Linked DNA regions of Homo sapiens: region 1 is linked to region 2. Evidence: read pairs that join two places in POLR2A ChIA-PET (ENCODE). Cell type or tissue: PC-9. All regions are shown on one strand.

Region 1 (4,000 bases), 59 kb before region 2:
ATGGCTGGAGGGCCCAGAAGGTCTGGCCTGAGGTCTGTCCGACCTCTCTGCTAACTCGAGGGTCTCCTCTGGGACTGTATCAAGCGTTGGCGGATGCCACAAGTGGTCTGTGGCTGGTGGTCAGCGTGGCAGGCTTGGTCCAGCAGGTGGACTTGGGTGTCTATCATGGGGACTTTGTGCTGAGGTGGCAGTGGCCTCTCAAGCTATTACTGTTGATTTCATTTCATGAAAAAAATGTTTAATGAAAAGAAATATGAAAACTTCAAAGGACTAACAAGGATGCAGGTTTCCACCTCACAAAATTAATTACATGAACACTTTGGCATATTTGCTTCTAATTTTCTTTTTCCCTCCCTCCTTCCCTCCTTTTCTGCCTCCTCCTCTCTCCTCCTTCTGATTAGGAAAAAAAAACACTCTATGGCTTTTTATAAAATGATCCATGCTCATTGTATCAGTCAGAAGGATGTAGGTTGTGTTGCAGTAACAAACAGCCCCACATATCGGTAACTTTAAAGCCTCTCCTCTGAAGTGACAGCTCTCATTTTCTCACATCTCATTTCTACATGCATAGGCCAAAGAAAGCCACATGGCCACGCCTGGCATCAAGGGGACCAGGAGGTGCGTGACCCCATCATGTGCCCCGGGAAGAGATCTGGACACTCAAGTGACCACCACACTCGGCAAACAGGACACAAATAAGGGAGGAAAAAAACAATATTGAGGGTGCAGAAAGTACGCACATCCTGCTCTCCAGAAGTAACAATCTCTGATAGCATTTGAACATCACTCTGGACAAATGAAGGGAGAGAGGGAGACTTTTTTGAAGATGTTATTTCACTATAAAAGATGACTAATGGGCCGGGCACTGTGGCTTATGCCTGTAATCCCAGCACTTTGGGAGGCTGAGGCAGGCGGATCACTGATCAGGAGTTTGAGACCAGTCTGGCCAACATGGCAAAACCCAGTCTCCACTAAAAATGCAAAAATTAGCCAGGTGTGGTGGCGGGTGCCCGTAGTCCCAGCTACTTGGGAGGCTGAGGCAGGAGAATCGCTTGAACCTGGGAGGTGGAGGTTGCAGTGAGCTGAGATCGTGCCACTGCACTCCAGCCTGGGCAACAGAGTGAGACTCCATCTCAAAAAAAAAAAAAAAAAGATGATTAATGAACATATTCTATTTAATTTTTACATTCAAGTAAAATTAAGAAGAATTTGAAGCAATCGTGAAACTTCAAGTAAACTATTTCTTCAAAGATCTCTTTATGAATTTTTTTTAAAAAAGCTTCTGAAGAACATTAAAGGATGAAAATTGTGGTCAGTATTTACTGACTTGTGCCAATTTCAGACAGTGTCCACCAGCTCCCTGGAGGGAACGTGAATCCAGAGCCCCACTTCCCCTCCCCTCGCCGCTCCCTTCAGTTATATTATCATCATTTTACAATATCTTAGTCTGAAACATTTGCATTATTTTTTGTAACCACAATTCCTATAATTATTTGTTATTAGTTGTATCTTTTTTGTTTTTTTAAAGACAAAGTCTCGCTCTGTGGCCCAGGCCGGAGTGCAGTGGTGCGATCTCAGCTCACCACAACCTCTGCCTTCCGGGTTCAAGAGCGTCTCCTGCCTCAACCTCCCGAGTAGCTGGGATTACAGGCACCCGCCACCACGCCAGGCTAATTTTTGTGTTTTCAGTAGAGACGAGGTTTTGCCATGTTGGCCAAGCTGGTCTCGATCTCCTGGCCTCAAGTGCTCCACCCGCCTCAGCCTCCCAAAACGTTGAGATTACAGACGTGATCCATCATGCCCAGCCACTAGTTGTATCTTTACATGCATTGGACATTCAGCAGTTCTTTAGTCAGTTGGATTTTACTGTAGCTTATTTATATTTTTTCCCAAAAAGGTTCGTGGGTATGTTCTCCCTAAGTTTTTCTGTCAGGTCAGTTTATTTACCATACAATAAGTGACATCCCGGAAGTGAATAATTTTGCAAGTCATGGTTTCTTTCCTTCAAAGCCTGGTGCCTCATGGCCTTAGGAACCAAAGGTTGCTGTGCAGAGCCTGAGGCAGGCAGTTCTCCTTGCAAATGTTTTTCTTGTTTATCCTAAATGATGGAAGGATTCTTTTTCCTTGAAATTCATAACTTTGCTAAGAAATCTGTGTGGAGCACTCTAGCAGATTTTCCTGAAATGTGGAGTGCTTGCTCTAATTTTGGATCCAATGCCTCCTCCCTTTCCAAGACTCTCTCTCATCTGCTGTATTTACTGCGTCATTTGCAGCATGTATCAGGGGCTCTGAATCAGGGAAGCCAGTTTTCTTTGGGTTGTGCTCATTCTCCAAGTCTAGGAACTGTTCTCAAATTCCCTTTTATCTCTATCTTTTCAACTGCAATCACTATGGTTATCTCAAGGTTTTCCTCTATACCGGTAATTCCACGTTCATCAGTGTCTAGTCATCCATTTAGTCTTTCACTAAGTATTTATCAAGTGCTGGCCAGGTGCCAGGCGAAGATGGTATTGGGGCAAGAGCATGGCAGGACAGGCAAGGCCTCCTCTTGGAAGTGGTGGGGATAGAGAGAGGATTGGCAAAATAAACAGCGCATCCAGCACACGAGATGTCCACAAGGGCTGTGAGGAGCGTGAACCACGATGGGGAGGGTGGCCGGGAAGACTTCCTGGGAACGGGATGTTTGAGCAAAGCCGTGAGGGAGGTGAGGTCCTTTGCTGCTTCTCATCTGTTAGGTTCACAAGGATGGACTGTCCCACATTTCTTTCCTCAGGTTCCAAATCTCCCTTTTCATCTCATTCTTCTGGCTTCTCGCCTCTGGGAGTGTTGCTTTTGTGGAATTCATGTCCTCAGCCATTTGTTCTCCAGCATGAAGCCACCGGGAGGCCACACCTGTTTGTGGCTGACGCGGTCTGGGTTGGGCTGTTTGCCTCACTTTGGCTTATGAGATCCCCCTTCCTTCTCCCTTCTCTTCGGTGCCGTCTGCTTGCGCGGTTGCCATGGCATCGTTTCATCTCGCTCACGCTTGGGCAGCTCGGTCCTGACCGTCTATTTGTTCTGGGGAATTGGCGTATTTGGTTCCAGTTTCTCTTTGGATGCATTCTCTCTTGTTTTTCTTTGAAAATCGCACCTTAGTGTTTGCAAAATGATGCACACTTGCCATGGGTGACTTTTGGGGCACCCCTGTGATTGGCCCCCACTTTTCTGGGATGTCACTTTACCTTCCAGCTTCTGCCCACGGTGGGTGTCTGGCTGCAGCCCCTGTTTCTGAGCACAGCAGGGGAAATGCCAGCTGGGCTGGAAAACCGGGCTTGGTTTTCTGTCTTGAGATGGTGTTAAATGTCTACACTGCAGCTCACACACCTACTTAGGAGCCTCTGTGGGGATCCCACAGAATGCCGTCTGTAGTTCCTGAGTCTGTGAAGAGGCTCAGCCCCGCAGCTCACATTCTCCATTCTGCGTACCCCCCCGGCCGGAGCTGGGTTCACTCCTCTGTGGTCAGAAAGCAGTGAAGCTCAGAACACCACCCACCTTGCTGTGTTCGTTTGGAAGGAGGGGGCAAGAGATGGTCGGGGCTGGGGCATGAGAGCGCCGAGCTGGAAAGGTGGGGCTGGCGGTGAGTGCTTCCCACTGAGAAGGAGCTCTGTGCTTCAGTGGCTGCGGATGGTGAGGCGCAGGGCGGGGTGAACGCAGGGTTGGTGCACACCTGCATGGCCACACCCGTCTGCAGGGCCACCCCTTCCCAGGCTGGCTGTTAGGGATTTGAAATCACTCCTGGCCCTGGGAGTGGGTGGCTGAGATCAGGTGGAGGAAGGTTATGAGAAAAGGGGATCCCGGGAGCCCAGAGGCCAGGCTGTTGGGAGGATCAAGCCTGTGGCCACGGCAGTCACCAGGAATTCTATCAGGAGTGGTGTTGAGGGGGTGACAGTGACTGAGGAGGGGTGTGACTTGGGGGTGGGCCGCAACTGTTGCAGGGAGGGTGTTGGGTGACAAAGTCCAA
Region 2 (4,000 bases):
AAAACTGCGCTGACCACATACAGTTGCTGTAAGAATTAAATGAGTTATTTATTTATTTTTATTTATTTTTTTGTTGAGATGGAGTCTCGCTCTGTCACCCAGGCTGGAGTGCAATGGTGCGATCTCGGCTCACTGCAAGCTCTGCCTCCTTGGTTCACGCCATTCTCCTGCCTCAGCCTCCCGAGTAGCTGGGACTACAGGAGCCTGCCACCACGCCCGGCTAATTTTTTTGTATTTTTAGTAGAGACGGGGTTTCACCATGTTAGCCAGGGTGGTCTTGATCTCCTGACCTCGTGATCTGCCCGCCTTGGCCTCCCAAAGTGCTGGGATTATAGGCGTGAGCCACCACAGTCGGCCATGAGTTATTATTTGTAAAGCTCTTGGTTAAGTGCCTGCATGGAACACAGTAAGCATTTAACAATGTTTTTCTACTTTTGCTCAGTTGTTTTAAAATGTCCCCCATCGTATTAGTCAGCTTTGGCTGTAATAATGCTGCATAACAAACATTCCCTGTCTCTCAGTGGCTTCCAATGACAAGCACTGTGCTCGATTTTGGGCTGTGATTGGGTTTAGGCCTGTTCCACCTGTTTCTGCCCCCCTCTCCCCAAAACCCAGGAAGAAGGAGTGGTGTCAGCTCAGACATCTCTTCTGATGGTGGGGGGCAGGAAAGCCAGAGGGGGAGTGGAACCCTGGCATGCCTCAAAGAGCCATGCCGTCCCTTCTGCCCACATCCCAGCGTTCCAAGCAGGTCTCATGACCCAGCCTTGAGGCAAGGAAGCTCTGAAAGCGACACTACCCACAGGGACTGTGGCAGGGCTGAGGGCAGGGAAGGAAGATTGTGGAAAGAAAATGGAGTTTCCACCCACTCCATGCAACCCTGGTGATGCACCCTCAGAGGGAGGGAGATGTTTGTGGCCTCATCTGATGAAATTCATGGCAAGGTAATGCCTGATGAATGATCTGAGCATTTTCTCATTGCTTCATAAAATGTTACCAAGTTGTCCTCCAGAAAGGATGACCAAGTTATCTTTCTACCAGCGGCATGCGAGACTGACCTCCAGCACCTGGCCAATACGATCAAGCATTTTTTTTCACCTTTGCTCAGTCGAAGGTAAAAACAAGTATTATGATGGTTGTTATGACAGCATAACGTTGTATTATCAGCTTGGATTTTTATGGCATGTGAAGTCAGAATGACCTCAGCTAAGTGTGATCCTAGCTTCCTGTAGCCTCTCACCCTCCATATTGTGCTGCAAGCAGATGAGCCTTCCTGTTTAACTCAGGCCTTGGCTGTATGATCCGTTCAGGCCAATGGAACATGCTGGGCCAAGGAGAGCTTTAAATGTGCTCTGGTGGTTTGCTTTACCCCAACCCCAGCCTTGGGACCAGGGGCACGAGGCAACATTCTGGGGTGACGGAAATATTCTGTATCTTAACGGGGGTTTGGCTTAATCAGGTGAATTTATTTATGGAAGTGAATTGTACTTAAGATCTGGGCCTTTTACTATATATAAATTATACCTCAATAATAAAATAAAATGGGCATAAAAAGCTTGCCAGGTGAAGGGAAGGAAAGGTTTCCAGCCAGTAAAGATCAGAGGCAGAGGCATGGAGGCCTCAGGGGGAGTAGTGTGCTTGGCGGAAATGGAATTATCTTGTTGGGCCAGATTATTAAGGAATTTGCTGTGGACCGAATGTTTGTTGTCACCTCCAAATCCACATGTAGAAACCTAAATCCCTAATGCAATGGTATTTGGAGATGGGGCTTTTGGGAGGTAATTAGGTCACAAGAGTGGGGCATTCATGGTGGGATTAGTGCCCTTATGAAAGAAACCCAGGGAGTTAGCGTGTGTGTCATCTCTCTCTTTCTCTCTCTCCTCTGCTGTGTGAGGACACAGGATCTTCCAACACCTTGATCTTGGACTTCCAGGCTCTTGGACTTCCAGAACTGAGAGAGAGAATTCTGTTGTTTCAGCCCCGTCTAATGCATTCTGTTCCAGCAGCCTACCCACACTGAGGAAGACAGAATTTGATTTAAGGGCAATCTAGTTCCAGCTTCCCATTTTACAGATAAGTAAAAAGGCCAGAAGGAGTGATCACTAGTCCACATCTGTGCAATTTGCCAGTGGCAGAGCTACAACTCCAATTTAGGGTGTTCTTCCACCCCTGACGTGTGTGTGTGTGTGTGTGTGTGTGTGTGTGTGTGTGTGTGTGTGTGTGAGAGATTGCGGGGGTTTGGCGAGAACAGTGATTCCATTGGGGTCATAGTTGTTGAAGGAAAACAGCAATTCACCCTGATCTGTGTTCATGCCCCCGAAATGGGCCAGCTGTATTAAAATAACTCTTAAAAAAACAAATGCAATTTCACCCCAGTCTACCACTCCAAGAAGCCAACCCTGGCTGTTTGCCTCTAACCGCTCTCTGCCCTCCGCCATGTGGGTAACAATTTGGCACAATGTTTCTGCACCAGGGACTGAGCTAAGCTCTCTACCTAACTTGCTCTTGCCATCCTCCTGGCAAGCTGCATGGCGTTATTGCCCTCCCCATTGTAGGAGGAGGAACCTGCAGCTCAGGGGAGTGAGGCTCTTTGCCTGCAATTATATGACAGTAGGTGGCTACTGGGCATCACAGGCAGGTTGAAGTGCTGTTAGGATTTGGACCCTGGTTCTTACAGCCTTGGCAGTTGCTTCTGCTGCTGCCTGGAAAACTGAACTCCCACATACTTACGTGGCTGGTACCTGCTCCTCGTCCAGGTCTCAAATCAAAGGTCAACGCCTTCAAGAAGGCTTCCTTAACCCATTCCATCTCAGCCTTCAGCATGTTCCATCTTTCCAGTACATTCCATCTTTTATTGTCTTCAGAACACTTGTTTTATTAACTTATCTTGTTTACTTATGTGTTTATTATCCCTATTAGAATGTAAGTCAAGGCTGGGGGCAGTGGCTCACGCCTGTAATCCCAGCACTTTGGGAGGCTGAGGCAGGCGGATCACCTGGGGTCAGAAGTTCAAGACCAGCCTGGCCAACATGGTGAAACCCCATCTCTACTAAAAATACAAAAATCAGCCAGGTGTGGTGGTGGGTGCCTGTAATCCCAGCTACTCGGGAGGCTGAGGCAGGAGAATCACTTGAACCTGGAGACAGAAGTTGCACTGAGATTGCACCACTACACTCCCAGCCTGTGTGACAGAGCAAGACTCTGTCTCAAAAAAGAAAAAATAATGTAAGTCAAGAAACAAGGAGCCTCAGCCGGGTGCAGTGGCTGACGGCTGTAATCCCAGCACTCTGGGAGGCTGAGGTGGACGGATGACCTGAGGTCAGGAGTTCGAGACCAGCCTGACCAACATGGAGAAAACTGTCTCTACTAAAAATACAAAAGTATCCAGGCATGGTGGCGCATGCCTGTAAACCAAGCTACTTGGGAGGCTGAGGCAGGAGAATCGCTTGAACCCAGGAGGTGGAGGTTGCGGTGAGCAGAGATAGCCCCACTGCACTCCAGCCTGGGCAACAAGAGTGAAACTTTGAGAAAAAAAAAAGAGAAAGAAAAAAGAAAGAAGAAAGAAAGAAAGGAAAGAAAGAAAGGGAGAGAAAGAAAGGAAGAAAGAGCGAGCCTCATTTATATACTCCTGTTGAACCAACATATATTGAATATATGTTGAATATATAAGTGAATGAGTGAATGAATGAATGTCACCTCATCCTGTGCCTTTCCACTAATTTTCAATAGTCTGCACTTTCCTGCTACAGCCTTTTACTTGGGAACTTAGGTCGTTTCCATTTTTGCACTATTGCATATCCTGTTACAATCAATGATGGTATCACATTTGCACATTTTTGTAAAATCATGGCTGTGTGTACCCCATGAATAAAGACGCTTAAAACAACAATTGAGATGAACATTTTATGAGGGTTTTATGAGGGTTCTTGTCACAAGTGGTCCCCCATGTTCCAAAGCCCTGCTCTATTCCAGGCTCCTGGTGCACTCTTTCTTCCTGCCTCAT

What was found. Peaks named below come from ENCODE experiments on the same cell type or tissue, not always from the same donor. Only the 100,000 strongest peaks of a DNase experiment are listed, where the experiment ranks them.
Region 1: POLR2A ChIA-PET joins it to region 2 with 5 read pairs; 3 of 35 experiments call an interaction of 5 or more read pairs at or near these places.

Annotation. Positions count from the first base shown.
Region 1 is chr22:44,586,116-44,590,115 of GRCh38, reverse strand. No RefSeq gene overlaps it. Among named protein-coding and RNA genes, the nearest start is that of LINC00207, 19 kb to the right of the region's middle. In PC-9, no CTCF peak of the experiment used is centred here; DNase peaks (open chromatin) are centred at 2,455 and 2,935.
Region 2 is chr22:44,527,261-44,531,260 of GRCh38, reverse strand. No RefSeq gene overlaps it. Among named protein-coding and RNA genes, the nearest start is that of RTL6, 31 kb to the right of the region's middle. RefSeq lists a silencer at 3,039-3,198. In PC-9, no CTCF peak of the experiment used is centred here; no DNase peak of the experiment used is centred here.